Linked DNA regions of Homo sapiens: region 1 is linked to region 2. Evidence: chromatin contacts called from ENCODE Hi-C or POLR2A ChIA-PET data. All regions are on one chromosome and are shown on one strand. Each heading gives the region's core, a stretch centred on a gene start or an enhancer-like site at or near the end of the contact. The rest is flanking DNA. Distances are from core to core; before and after follow the strand shown.

The links. Hi-C counts contacts between places; a loop is a spot of excess contacts on that map. ChIA-PET counts read pairs that join two places held with the same protein, here RNA polymerase II (POLR2A). Pooled maps may share reads with other maps.
Region 1: a pooled map shows a loop between it and region 2 (5-fold over the local background). The contact joins two enhancer-like sites. A Hi-C loop is called at or near these places in 3 of 37 single-sample maps with no recorded cell type and 4 of 50 pooled maps. POLR2A ChIA-PET finds 5 or more read pairs at or near these places in 1 of 52 experiments (activated T-cell).

The regions. Positions count from the first base shown.
Region 1 is chr9:112,788,417-112,796,197 of GRCh38, reverse strand. The region is part of intron 1 of SNX30 (sorting nexin family member 30); the gene reads right to left. Among named protein-coding and RNA genes, the nearest start is that of SNX30, 42 kb to the right of the region's middle. RefSeq lists an enhancer at 395-689. Within about 2 kb of position 2,802, at least 2 of the 41 ENCODE cell types and tissues checked have a DNase peak (open chromatin) inside an H3K27ac peak, as active enhancers do.
Region 2 is chr9:112,213,475-112,221,261 of GRCh38, reverse strand. It overlaps PTBP3 (polypyrimidine tract binding protein 3), which reads left to right. Exons shown (of 14, transcript NM_001163788.4): 14 at 1-2,827. Among named protein-coding and RNA genes, the nearest start is that of SUSD1, 42 kb to the right of the region's middle. RefSeq lists an enhancer at 2,059-2,108. Within about 2 kb of position 2,286, at least 2 of the 41 ENCODE cell types and tissues checked have a DNase peak (open chromatin) inside an H3K27ac peak, as active enhancers do.

The sequences.
Region 1 (7,781 bases), core at 1,553-4,052, 570 kb before region 2:
AATCTTAAGGCAGAGATGCCAAAATCAGCTCAGACAGTGGTTTCCCACAATCTGGCCTGGTTTGATCTCAGCAGCCTCCTTTCTTACCACCTCCTTCCACATCCGAGGGACCAGTTCTCAGGAACCACCCAGCAGTTTCATGCCCCTTATCTTTGCTGGAAAAGCTCCCCTGCTGTACATAATAATCTCCAAATATCTTCCAGGAATCTGCTTGAATCCCCTCTCCTTTAACGCTTTCCTTGACCCACTCCCTGGTAGAATTACTCACACCCTTCTCAATACTTTGAAGACACCTCCACTGAAGCATTTTGTAGTTTTAATCATTTATTTATATATCAAACTTATCCACAAACACTGTAAGTCCCCAGTGACTGCAACTGTGCCTTGCTCATCATGTGTGCGTGTGTGTGTGTGTGTGTGTGTGTGTGTGTGACTGTACTGTGAGTGTGTGTGTGTGATTATCTTTCTGTCTCCCCAGGTCGGGTAGTGACTTCAAGCCAACTCCCCTAACATTTGCCCTGGGAACCTCAGCCAATAACCTTCCAGGAACAGCCCACATAAAGATCTGAAATGTCTTGGCCAGACAGTATGAAGTTAGTTCTCGAATCAGTTGTTGGGAGTGAGGGAGGGGAGAGTCAGTCAATCAGACCTTGCCACATACTCCAGATTCTTCCCTCCTATGCTACCCTGGCCCATGGTAGGTACTCAGTATTTCATGAATGAATGAATCTTAGAAACGACCAAATTCAATCCCTTGCCTATCAAAAGTACTCAATAAATGTCTGTGGAAGGACAAGCAACTGAGGCTAACCTGAGCCAGACTGCCCAGTTCTGAATCCCAGTACCACTAATTACTACCAGTGCAACTTAAGCAAGCTTCTTAATCTAAGCCCCGATGTCCTCATTTATAAAATGGGTATAGTGGGATTGAGTTAGTTAGTATATGGAAGCAGTTGGAATAGTGTGTGGTACATGGCTGGTGCTGTATCACTATTCTCTCTCTCTCATACACACACACACAGACACACACACACGTGCTTGTAAGTATTCTTGCATCCTCTTATAAACTATGAGGCTGGGTTCATAGCAGACACACAATAATTGCTAAAAAATAAAAATTGCATTGAGACCCACAGTTGGGGCCTCAAATATATTTTCTTAATGATTTTATTATAACAAAGGATATCCAGAATAGCCTTTGTGAAGAGTTACAACTACATAGTTGATTAATAATGAAAACTCCCCATTGTTGCAAAATACCAATTTTCACCATGTAGGTTTCCATTATAAGAGCATTTCTTACTCCTTCCCACTTTTACTTTACCCTAGGAAGACAGATGCAGAGTGAGGTTGCTTTACAAACTCCTCTGGTTCAAAGAATTTCAATTTTAAGATACACCATTATGGTCAGCCAGCCACAAGACAGAATATTAAATTAACATAAATCACTGGCAAAATTTTATATTACATTAAACATATGATTTATGAAGAGAGTGGTATAGACTAGGAGCCAATATAGTTTTAATAAAAATAAGTTATGCTAAAACAATCTAATTTCTCTTTTTGATTCTATTGGAGGAATATGGGCAAGTGAATGATCTAGTCTCAGAGGAGCCTGACAAAGCCTCTCAAGGCATCTTTACGTTAAGGGTAAAATGATGGCTCTCTGAATACACAGACTGCATATTACTTTTCTTAATTTACCCCCCTCGTGCCAGGTACACAGCAGATGCTTAAAGAATGTGTTGGCCACGCGCAGTGGCTCACACCTGTAATCCCAGCACTTTGGGAGGTCGAGGCGGGTGGATCACGAGGTCAGGAGTTCAAGACCAACCTGACCAACATGGTAAAACCCCATCTCTACTAAAAATACAAAAATTAGCCAGGGGTGTTGGCACACGTCTGTAATCCCCGCTACTCAGGAGGCTGAGGCAGGAGAACTGCTTGAACTTGGGAGGCGGCGGGTGCAGTGACCTGAGATCACGCCACTGCACTCCAACCTATGCGACAAGAGCAAGACTCCATCTCAAAAAAAAAGAAAAAAAATGAATGAATGTGTTCTATACAAACTGAATATTCTTGATTGTTGATTTTGTTGTAAAACTAAAGCTAAGCCCACTTTGGAGAATAAACTCAAAGGGATAATCTCAAAAATGTTCTGTTCAAAGATGTTCATGATACAAAGAACACAGAGTGAAACCTAGAAAAATCCCAAAGGCTCAATAACCAGGAAGCGGTCATGTTTGTATGTGTAATGTGACACACTTGTTTAAAAAATTAGAAAGCTAGACCTCTAGATAAACTCAGTGAGTTGAACACAAGCCTCTGCGTTCTCCCTTTTTCCACCCTCCAGATACTAATTTAACCTAGAGAATGAAAGAAAAAAAAAAAAACAAAAAACAGTGGAGGTAAAAAGAACAAGAAAAACAGTGACTGGAGTCATATCAATACTGGAAATGAGGAAAGGGTGCCATCCAAATGCCAAAGGTCTCAAAGGCTGTCTACTGGTTCTACCTGGGCCACAACTGAAAAAAGAACCCAGAGGAATCTAACCCATGTCACCGAAGTTACTTCAGGTTATTGAGGTTACTTAATAAGTAGAAAATGTCCTTGAACCCCCTTTACACGCACGCTAATTTGAAAGTGTGATTGTCAGTGGGGAGTAGAGGACATGGAAGGTTTGGCAGTGGGGCAATCCAGGACCACCAAGGAGTTGGCTGCTGTGACTGTGACCAAGGGGATGCCAAGCACAGGCAAATACACCAAGTGTGGGCCACCAGCAGAGGGCACCCCGCCCACATGGCCTTCTCCCCCCGCATGATGGGTAGAGATGGAAGCAGCAGCTCATAGGAACATGAAGGCATCTGGGTTGGCTGCCCTGGGGTGTGTCCAACAAGCCCAAAGCAGGCCAGACTGCAAATGCTGGGGGGACTGAGCTCTACTGAGATGGGGGGAGCAGCTAAAACACAGAGAAAGCCAGGCTTCTTTCCCATCTGACAGATAACTAGTAATCTATGGATCTAAGACAATGCTAACAACATCAAGTAGAAACACAGAGGATCCAATATAATCCACTTGTTCTGATGGGGGCAAATAGCAGGTCTGAATTATTATCTCATCAGAGGCAAGTAAACCATAAAAACAACTCAAAATGGCATTAGCTCATCACTCAGACCTAAGAAAACCAAAACACAAAAAAAGCAAGAGTCCTCAATAACAGATAAACATGCATTTGAAAAAGATGAAGCCCATAAAACAGAACCCTTTAGGCCAGACTTACTCTGTGTTCCCATTAAAAGAAAAAGAAAAAAAAAAGCCTAAAGAAAGTGGAAAGAGAATCTAAAAATGAAAGCATAAATTAAAACAGAAAAGAACAAAAGTTATAAACAAAAGCAAAATTTAATTCTTCTGAAAGATGAATCAGATAAACTAAAACTTAGGAAATCTGAACAATATAGAAAAAGGAAAATGGCCCAGGTGTAGTGGCCTCAAACCTATAATCCCAGCACTTTGGGAGACCGAGGCAGGTGGATTGCTTGAGCCCAGGAGCTCAAGACCAGCCTGAGCAGCATGGGGAAACCCTGTCTCTAGTAAAAATACAAAAAGTTAGCCAGGCGTGGTGGCTCAAGCCTGTAGTCACAGCTACTCAGGAGGCTGAGGCATGAGAATTGCTTGAACCTAGGAGGCAGAGGTTGCAGTGAGCAGAGATCGCACCATTGTACTCCAGGCTGGGCGACGGAGAGAGATGCTGTCTCAATAAAAAATAAAAAAAGAGGAAAATGGAAAAAGGGAACAGGCAATAACTATTTAGAACTTGTGTCTATGTATGATTGTAAATTAAAAGGTTGTGCTGTGAATAACTATGCCAACAAATTTGGACATCTATATGAGCTAGCTGGCTTTCTAGGAAAAATTATGTGATCAAGGTGAAATTAAATAGAGAGAAAAAACCTAAACAGATAAATAACCACAAAACTGTTGTCAGAGAACATCCACGAAGAGGTAAGCTGGGTCCCAAGTGTTTCACAGTGAGCACTCATGAACCTTCAAAGAGTAAGTCCTACTTTATTCAAATATTCTAAGACATAATTTTAAAATGCAGAAACCTTTCAAATCATTTCATGATGACTATCTATATCCGGTATCAAAATATTAGGACAAAAAAGAAAACTGAGAACAAGCATAAACATCATTAATAAAGTAACAACTAACAGTACACTAAAAGAATTTTTGGAAAAAAAATATATACCAGGATCAAGTCAAATGTATTCCAGGGAAGCAAGAATGATTTAACATTAGGAAATTTATCAATACAATTTATTACATTAATAACATTACTTCATTACACTATATTACATTAATATACATTACTTCAACCACTGTTGAAGATACTCATGTCCAAAACTACCAAAATATTTACTGGCATCACTCATATCAGCCATTCCATTTAAATCTCTAAGTAAAATTAAGAAGTAAAAAGAAAGTTCCCGGCCAGGTGCAGTGGCTCATGCCTGTAATCCCAGTACTTTGAGAGGCCAAGGCGGGTGGATCACGAGGTCAAAGATTGAAACCAGCCTGGCCAACATGGTGAAACCCCATCTCTACTAAAAATACAAAAATTAGCTGGGCGTGGTGGCACACACCTGTAGTCTCAGCTACTTGGGAGACTGAGGCAGGAGAATCGCTTGAACCCAGGAGGCGGAGGTTGCAGTGAGCAGCGCAATTGCGCCACTGCACTCCAGCCTGGCGACAGAGCAAGGCTCCGTCTCAAAAAAAAAAAAAAAAAAAAAAAAAAAAAGTTCCTAAATATGTTTAAAAGTATTTATCAGAAAACATCAGCAATTAATCTTGAAGACATTATTCTAAGTGAACGAAGCTAGATGAGAAAAGCCACATGCTATATAATTCCATTTATATGAAATGTCAGAACAGGCAAATCCTGAGAGACAGAAAGCAGACTTGGTTGCCAGGGGCTACAGGTAGGGGGAACAGGGAGAGCCAGCTTAATAAAGACCAAATTTCTTTTTGGGGTGACAAAATATTCTAAAATTAGATAGCGATGATGGTTGCACAACCCTGTGAATATACACTCAATTATATACCTTAAAATGGTGAATTTCATGCTCTGTAAATTATCTCCAATAACAATAAAACAATAAAAAATGTAGTGGACATATTTTAAAAATGAAGACCTTTTAAATCACAAAGCCATGTCCACTACATTCAGATATAAAGTATTTGCCATAATTCAAAACCATTCTGGAAAGTCTAGTTACCGCAATAATATAGAGAAGAATACTTGAACTCATACAGTGATCTGCCACATGAGTTCATGGCAATAGGTCAGGCTCCTCCCAAATTATCTAAAATTTGTAATATACATAATAGGGAGCAAATGTGTTTAAAGCATTTTTAAATGGTAAACATGAACTGCTATATTTACTAAATGTTCTGGGAAAGAAGTGGAGGACAAAGACTATATGGTAGATTGCATTAGTGTTCATAATTATGAACTTCCCATCCTTTAAAAGGATCATATATTCTTCTTATTGCCAAGTGACTTCCCACAGGAAGACACATCCCCACCACACTGACTTTGGCCTTGGACACGTGACTTGCTCCAGCCACTGGTACATGGTACATGAATGTACATCGGATCAGAGCAGATCCTTTAAGAGCCAACGCATGCTTCCACCAGCTCCCTTGCTCCTCGACTTTGAAAGTAGTGTGTCCCAAACAGGGGCTGCTCCTTTGGAATGGGAAGACTTGCAGGAGAGGGCCAGAGAAGCTGACTCACAGCCACTGACACACGGCATGACCTAGAAATACATGTTTGTTGCACACCTTAGCATTTTTGGAGTTATTACCACAGCAAAGCTGACTAGTACATATAATCATTAAAATGTCTGTATAATTTTTAACAGTCTAAATAGGACACAGTGATATAAAAAGTAGGGAATATTAAGACATAGAGATTTATCTTTTGTTTTGGAGAGTTATTCAAATGTATCTTAACTATTGATAGTAAGTCTCAAGTTCTGCACTGCTACTTGCTTATTAGTAGGAAGTTCAGTTTCCCTTGCCACACAGCCCAGGAATTCCCATCTCAAATATTCTCCAAAAACTCCAAGGTTGCTTGTACAAGTATCTCCAAGTTCCCAAGGCCCATAGCCTATGGTTTCTAAGTTAGTATCCCCCCTGAACAGTTTTATGTGTTTCTACTTTGGATTCAGGACCATTTTTCATAAGGCAAGGCTTTTTCTTTAGACATGGTTTAAGAGATCACCTGTTTCAAAGCTTTGTCACTAAAGTTGTTTAGAAACTGAAAATGTTTTTCATAGGTTTTCTATTAGAAAATCTGCCCTTCAAGCAAATTCTACCCATTGGCCTGATGCAAAAGAACACTTCTTAACAAGATCATAAAGTCAAAATGAAAGAATCCAGGTCCACATTCCTTGGCAAACTTACCAGTGTCTGTTAATAGATTTTTCTAAGAATCTCCAGACTAACATTCACTTCTCCAGACATTCTTATGATTCTTAGGAGCCAAGATTTTCCCCAACTCTCAGCTGCATTTACCATACACAATTCCTGTTCATTCCTTCTAAGGAAGATCCAGTATTTCAAGCATATACTAAACACCGAATACACAAGGCCAAAATCCCAATGCAGTGCTACCAAACAAAACAGAATATAGCATCTGTGTTTAAATAACTTTAGTTGGGAATATGGACATGAGACCTCTAACTCTGATGCAATGCAATAGTGGCTATGAACAGAGCTCCATGAATGGATGGGGGCAACTTGAGAAGAATAAGTAGACTTGCCAAATGGAAAAACAAGGCTGGGGGAGAGCTTGGCCAGGACATTCCAGGCTGAGAAATCCCCAAAAATCAAGGGCGAGAGGCATTTCCGAGAGCCTGTTCCTAACAATAACTAAGATCCCCAACACAAAAATTCTTCCTCTGCTGCTGGTCAAGGATGTGCATGCCACCTGGAGGACTCAACAGAACAAGCAGACAGCTTTCTACAAAGACAGAATGCACCTTTCCAGAGGGCACGAACAAAGAGAACACAACTCGACCTAAAATCCTGTTCTCGGGGCCAGGTGCAGTGGCGCACTCATGTAATCCCAGCATTTTGGGAGGCCAAGGCAGGAGGATTGCTTGAGCCCAGGAGTTCAAGACCAGCCTGGGCAACATAGTGAAACCCTATCTCTACAAAAAATACAAAAATTAGCTGGGCGTGGTGGCGCATGCCTGTGGTCCCATCTACTGGGGAGGCTGAGGTGGGAGGATCACCTAAGCCCAGGAGGTTGAGGCTGTGGTGAGCCGAGATCGTGCCACTGCACTCCAGCCTGAGTCACAGAGCAAGACACTGCCTCAAGAAAGAAACAAAAAATCCTGAAATCCTGCTCTCTTTTCTGCCCACTTTGACCCTCATTCTCAGGATCTTGCCAACTGAAAACTTATAAACCTAAGGAAGGCATTCCTCCACTGAAACTTCTGCACCAAAATCACACAAGGGTCTAGGGTGTAGAAGCCCCCAGAGATCATCCAAGTTGTCTCTATTACACATATGGAAAAGTCTTATACGTAACAAGCATGAGGTCCCTCGAGTGGTGTGTGAGGAGCCCAGGTAGGGCTGTGCTACACCACAATCCAGGCGTTCCTTAGGTAGGAAGAAGGTGCCTAGAACGACCCCTTCATAAACAATAGTTCTTTTCCTACCCTTCGCCCAATTCCTCTTAACTGTACCATCTGTTCATCTTACAAAGCCTG
Region 2 (7,787 bases), core at 1,037-3,536:
AGTGTATATACATAAATACACTCTTCTAAAGTTGTATATACATATGCACATTACATACATTTTAATTTATTGACAAAATTAACCAAATTAAGATTTGGAGATGTGGGATGTTCTTGTTTTAAAATAGCATGTTTGAAACCATCAGTTTGTGTCTAAAATTAGCTGTAGCACATGGATGTTGTCCATATTAAGCTATTTGCTGTTTGAATTATAGAGGTCTACAGTATTTGTGTTGGCATAGTTTTTGTAAAAAAAAGATTAAAAAATATCAGGATGGTGGAAAAACTAGATCTGTGTATCTCTGTTTTGGCATGCATTTATTCAGTATCTTCTAGCAATGGTTTTTCTCTGTTGATCTACCGTAGTATCCTATTTTTAAGTTTATTTTATTTTTAAGGAGTATTGTCATCACTTTTCAAGGTGTCTTGACTTCTACACAAAGTATATATATTCAGGACTTTAAAAAATAGCAGTACACATTTAACAGTAGCGAATTACACCAAAATGATTTACTTTGAGATTTGAATAATTTGCATAGCAGTAAAATGTGTTTTGTGTAACATACAAATAGAAAAATGACCCAGTATCTTAATTGATACTTACTGGAGAGTATCAGAATTACCCAGCAGCTCTTACAGAATGCCATAAATTCTTTAAGACTAAATATTGAAATCAATTATTTGAAGTAATGTTTCTGATTTACTGTTAAAAGTTGCTGAGCTCAGTTTTTGGAGATATCATTTATGCCTGCCTGTTCCCTTATGACAGTGAGGCCTTCTTTGGCTCCACCTAGTATGATAATCATGGGTTCTGTTTTAGTTGATGAGAAGTGGCTCCTATGAATGCCTCTGCTCAATTTCTTTTTATTTTACTTTATTTTATTTTTAGGGGTCTCGCCAACTCCTGGGCTCAAGTGATTCTCCTGCTTCCACCTCCCCACAGTGCTGGGATTACAGGCATGAGCCACCACGCCTGGCTCTCTGTTCTTTTCAGTGTCTCCGTGCCATCAGTCAGCAGTGCTTACATGTTTAGCATATTGTCATGCAGTTTCTCTTCTGTTCCCACGAGATATTTTTGGACAAAAAATTGACAAAAGTACATGTGTTTTTCCCCACCTATCCCTTAGAAAACCTAATGTGTACTGCTATTTTTAAAACCAAAAAGAGACAGCGTGACGATGCGTAAAGCATTTTTCTTAGCCTTTCCTTTGTCTTGATCTGTTAATGAGAACAAAACTGCCAGACTCAAAATACTCTACTATTGTGCTGAAAGAAATACAATTTAGATTGCACAAAATTTGAAAATATAACTCAGCTGTCTTTTAAAAGAGTTGTGTTGTTATCTACAAGACTATTAGCAGTCTTTTTTCAGAGCAAATTTTAACAGCTAGTTGTGAGTGGTTTAAAATATAGAAAATTATTAAAATCTTAGTTTGAGGGGTTTTATAGTGGGAGAAAAAACAGGACCAAAGTTTATGTGCCTTCTTCAGTAGTCTTAATTGACCTTTTCTTCCTATTTGAGACTAAAGTAGTATCAGTATTCTGGTTTTCAGGAAATATGTACTATATAGTTTTAAAAGAATGTTGTCCCACCAACTATTCATCCAAGCAAAGAATTGTAACTATAAATAAAGTCTCAGTTACACTTTTGCCTTTATCACATAATATTCATTGTAGAGCATTGTGCAGGTCCAAGAATAGAGCTGCTCAAAATCTTTGTGGTAGTTTCCTTAGTTTTTGTAACCTGAGGCATATGTTCCAGAGAACAGGGATATTTGTCTGGTCCAGTGACCTTGGTGATCATAGTCATAATTGAAAGATGCCTATGGCATGCTTAAATCAGCATTGTCAACTGATTTGTTGTTGTATTATTTTCACTTCTTGGATCTATGTAGTAGTTGTAATAACAAATATTTAAATAGCTATTTTTTTGATGCCATTAAAAAAATCATACTCTGGCCTTTTTTCCCCCTTACTGTTGTTTCCCAGATCTTTTAAAAATTCATCCCATATCCAGAAAGTACCAGTTATAAAGATTGCTGACCAAGCAAAGTTTTGCATCAAAGTGTCACCTCATTGCTCTGACCAAAGACTGACTGTTGTGGTTTTAACTCCTCTCTGTAAAGCATTTTGCATTTTCCCCAAGCTCCTTTCTGAAAGAAGAACCAGTGCAGAGCGGCCTTTACTTTCAATTTCTACTGCTGAATAGACTACTTAGAGAAAATGTGAGTTTCAGTGTGAACAGAATGGATTAGGATGACGAGTTTGATGGGCATTTTCAGTACTGTATCTAAGAAAAAAAAAATAGCACAGCTAGGAGCCTCTGACATTGTCTGGTGTTTTACGTGGTCTGTTCATCAAAATTCCCCTTTTCAGTTTTTAAGAATGTTCGTCTAACAGAAGAAAATGCTGTAAATATTTGTAACAACATTTTTTTTAACAAGGCCAAAAAAGAAAAAAAGGTTTTTGGGAACAAATGAACTTATAAAGTGGTTTTATATAAAACATCAATTGTCTTGTATATTTTGGATAAGCAGCAGTACCAGCTTTCATTTGTAACAGTCTGTGGCATTGGAAAAAAAGGAGTCTGTGATTGTTGAAGTGAATTATGTTATAAATGCAAAGAGAAGATAAAATATTAAAAAACATATTTTCTAAATGCGTAGTGCATGGTTAATTCAAGCTTCTGTACACTACAGTATATTCCATTTTCGTTCAGTTTGTATATTTGCTGACTATTACTTGATATCTCTAATCTCTTTTCCTAACAAATATAGCATTGTAGCATGCCTTTTAATAAATGTCATGACATCTGTACTCTCTTAAAATTTTTCTGTGTTCTTGTCTGTACTTTGGGTTTCCCTTTGTCTTACCTGTAATTCTAATGATGTCCTATTTTCTTTTCTTTTCCATAGCCATCCATCTAAACGTGTCATGGTTAGTGAATAGTGAGCACATATTCAAACAATGTTCAAAATGGGAAAAACACAAAATCTATTAACTGTCTCTGTCTTCATTTAGGAATAATTCTCGTTTTGAGGAGCAAAGTGCTTTCCTAATCTTCCTATGATGCACCTTCTCTGGCACTGCCCCGTAATGCAGGGGCATGGCGGCATGCTTTCTTGCTTGCACACTCACTCTCCTTTTTCTTTCTCTCTTTCTCCCCATATGTGCAGTGCCAAACTACAGTTGGAACACTATTTCCAGTTTTGTTCAGTATTTGGCTTCCCTACGGCATTAGTATACATACACTTTGAGACACAAGGTGTGATCTCAAACCAAATTTGTGTCCTCTTTAAAAAGGTAGCACAGATACTAGCTGATGCTACATTCCTTTTCCTTAGACAAACGTTTTACTTCTCAGATCTTTAAAGAATTGTTGGATTGCAGAAGTCTAGACTTAGCGTTCATTGTATATTTTAGTCTCCTGGAAGTGGGAATTTATTTTGAATGGAATAGAAAATTAGGTAATCACTACTAATCTTTGCTGGCTTACCTGTAAAATCTGTGGTCTCCATAAATACTGGGAAAATAAATAGGTATTTTTACATGAGGCATTTTTATCAGGAAAAGATAAAATAACTGTATGACTATATTAGGCTTTTATAAACTCGATTGACTGTGAAATGCTTATTTACTCAGCAGAGGGGTTATAACCATCATTAAGTCATGTCAGTGACCCAAGAGACCACCTAGTTCAATTTCCAGTTAACAGCAAGGAAGCCCAGGTCTCTGTGACTTGGTCCAGTGCACTCTATTGCACCCAGGTGTTGCAGTTTCAGACTTCCAAGTGCTGCTAAGGTTATGATCTTGAAGATCTGTACACAGTATTGGAGTGCTTATGTTTTCTCCTAAAAGCCACATGATCATACCTCACTGCAACGTAAAGACATTGAGTAAGTGGTGAGAATGTTTCTGATGAAGGGTAAAAATGCCTTATCTACTTCTGAAAAATTTTTTAATGTCGTTTCACATTTTAAATTTCAGAAAACTAACAAAAAATGTAGTTACTGTTTGTATGAGTTTGCTAGGACTGCCATAAAAAAGTCCCACAGACTAGGTGGCTTAGACACCAGAAATGAGTTTCTCACAGTTCATGGAGGCTCGCAGGCCACGATCAAGGTGTCAGCAGTGTTGATTTCTTCCAATGCCTTTCCTTGGTTTGTAGATAGCTGTCTTTTCCTTGCGCCTTCTACAAGCTCGCTCTTCTGAGTGTGTCCATGTCCTAATCTCTTCTTATAAGGACATCAGTCAAAGATGAGGGCTTACTCATATTATCTCATTTTACCCTAATTCCTTAAAGAGTCTGTCTCTGAATGTGGTTACATTCTGCGATTCTGGGGATTAGGACTTCAACGTAGGAATTTGGGAAGGGGGACACAAAATTCAGCCCCATAGCACTGTTTTATTCATTCAGTTCACCGAGTACTGATTGTACCAGCACTTGAGCTAGGTGTTGGGAAAAATATAGAGTTAAGCACGTGGTGACTTACCTTTTAGAAATGTGTAATGTAGTAGATATGTCAGCCTAAATCCACAAATTAAACACGTTACTTTTGAACTCCTGCCTTCAATAGGAATCCCCAAAAATGGATCATGAGGCCTCTCTGAGGCACTTCTCAGAATACATATGGCTATAACTATCCTACAGCTAGTTGTGAATATGTAGGAATATAGACCCTGCCATAATTTGTCCTTTTTACTCTTAGAGATAAATAGCCATATCAGAGCAATGATTATTTCTAAGACAAATGCCATTACTTAAAAAAACAATTGTAGAAATAAGAGGACATCGTCAGACAAGCTGTGCCCAGTATTTAATGTCTAACATTTGTGATAAATGAACTGGGATGCTGGGTTAGGTATAGTTAGGAGTGATAGACCTATTTGTAGTCTTACTGTTTCTACATCAAAGCTTTTTTTCCTGTTGTCTATTTCAACCTATAATGGGAATTCATCACTTTCCTTTGTGTGTTTTTTATCAAAACAGTTTATGCTGAAGTGATAAAACTCTAGTAATAATTTTGCTGGAATTACCACATTCTGGAGCCACTGGGTTCTGATGTAGAGTTTCCAACTCTACTAGTATAAAGAAACCAGAAAAGTAATGATTCTAATGTTCCTAGCAGATTCATAATGTCTATTTTTTTATTTTTCTTTCTGTTTTTGTTTTGTTTTGAGACAGAGTCTCACTGTGTTGCCCAGGCTGAAGCAGCCTCAAACTCCTGGGCTCAAGCCTTCCTTCTGCCTCAGGCTCCCAAGTAAGTGGGACTACAGGTATGTGCCTGGCTAAGTTTTTTACTTTTTACTTTTGTAGAAACTGGGTCTCACTTTGTTCCTTAGGCTAGTCTTGAAGTCTTGGGCTCGAGCGATCCTCCCTTCTCAGATTACAGTAGGAAGCACTGGGATTACAGGGGTGAGCCACTGTGCCCAGCCTTCTCAATTTTTTTACCCCTATATTTGTTCTAAGGATATAGACAGGGTAACAGGAAAAACTCAATATTTCTTTTGGAATAAATTGCCCTCTAATCACTTGATAAGCATCTCTATCATTATTCTGTGCCTAAAATTAGAGAATTATCTGCTCAGTCCTTATTCCTGCAGAATACAAATGTCACATTCTAACCTGTTAAGAGATTGTCTTCAAAATAAAACTGTTATTAACTACATTAATGTTAGACAAAGTACACTTTAGGGCAAAAGGCATTATTAGGGATAGATTTCATAATGATAGAGTTCTATAGTAGAATATAGTAATGCAACTGAACAAAATGAAGCTCATTCCACTGCATGGAAGAATCTCACAGATGTGATGCTGAACAAAGGAAGCCACGTACAAACACTATATAATTTTATGTACATCAAGTTCAGAAACAGGATAGTTACCTTTGGGAAGGAGGTAACTGAAAGAGTATGAGGAGGGGTTTCTGGTATCTGGTTAATGTACTTTGTACCAGTTACCCAGGAGTGTTTCAAAAATTATTATAATTGAGCAAGGAGCTAGCAACCAATTCTTTTCTTAAGTCAGCAGATTATTCTAGCCAATAAGTAAGGCCCTCTTATAAAGAACCCAAGATACCATGGACTGAGTTTCAACATGAAACTCTTACATGTGCATATATTGCATTGTCCTGACCACGGCATATCTACAGGAAAAATATTTCACTGACCAAAAAAAAACAAACAAAAAAACATGTTTTCAAGTAAATTTTACCCTTCCGAACAGTTTTACATCCAACTAGATTCAGAAAGATTTAATTAATGTGTTTTAGTTTTGGTTTTGCCACTGTAACTGATCTGGTGAGCTGTTTGACATCTAACCCCTAATATATTTCCCTTTTATTTTTTGAGACAGGGTCTCACTGTGTTGGCAAGGCTGAGTGCAGTGGGGCCATCAATAGCTCACTGCAGCCAACCTCCCAGACTCAAAGCAGTCATCCCATCTCAGCCTCCCAAGTAGCTGGGACTATAGGCACCCACCACCACACCCAGCTAATTTTTTATTTTTTGTAGAGACGAGTTCTCACTATGTTGCTCAGGCTAGTCTTGAACTCCCGGACACAAGTGATCCTCCCCCCTCAGCCTCTTGAAATGCTGAGATAACAGGAGTATGCCACTGCATCTGGCCTCCTAATATATTTTATCAAAAGAAGCCAGAAAGACCTACCTAGATCTCTAGCATCCTAAGAGAAGACTTTATAAAAGTTAAGATTTTTTTTTTTTGAGACGGAGTCTTGCTCCATTGCCCAGGCTGGAGTGCAGTGGCACAATCTTGGCTTACTACAACCTCTGCCTCCCTGGTTCAAGCAATTCTCCTGCCTCACCCTCCCAAGTAGCTTGGATTACAGGCATGAGCCACCACGCCCAGCTAATTTTTGTATTTTTTAGTAGAAACAGGGTTTCACCATGTTGGCCAGGGTGGTCTTGAACTCCTGACCTCAAGTGATCCACCTGCCTTGGCCTCCCAAAGTGCTAGGATTACAGGCATGAGCCACCACCTGGCCAAAAATTAAGATTTGTAATACACAAGTATTACTATGATGAACTCCCATTTACCCAGTACCCAACTGCAACTAGTGGCCAATTTTGTTTAATCTGTTCTTTACCCCACTCCTAGGATTACTTTTAGTTTTTCATTTTTATTTTTTGAGACAGAGTCTCTCGTTGCCCAGGCTGGAGTGCAGTGGTGTGGTCTTGGCTCACTGCAGCCTCCACCTCCTGGGTTCAAGCAATTCTGCCGCAGCGTCCTGAGTAGCTGGCATGCACCACCACACCTGGCTATCCTAGGATTTCTTTTAAATCCCAGTCATCATATAATTTCATCTGTAAACATTTCAGTATAGAAGTCCATACATTGCAGTTGATAAAGGCTTTTACAGGTTCCCTCTCCATCCTTTTTTTTTTGTAATTTATTTGTTGAAGAAACAGCTCTTTGAATTTTGCCAATTACATGTAAATCGAGAAGAGCTCATTCAGATTCTGTTTTCTCTCTTCTTTCTCCCTGCCTCCCCTTCCCCCCTACCTTTTTTTTTTTTCGTAAGAATACTTCATTGATAGCGTTGGATACTTCCATAATGTGGCTTTTCTTTTGATGGCAGTATCCATTGATCATTGCCTAGATCCATTAATTTTTAGGGACTGCAAGATGGTAAAGCTATAATTCTAATTCCTTTTGCTTGTATTAGTTGGATTTCTTCTATATAAGAGAAACCCCCATATCAGCTATTTCATTACTTTGAGGTACAGCTTCTGTAGAAAGGCAAAATAAATGCTTGGGTTTTTTTTGTT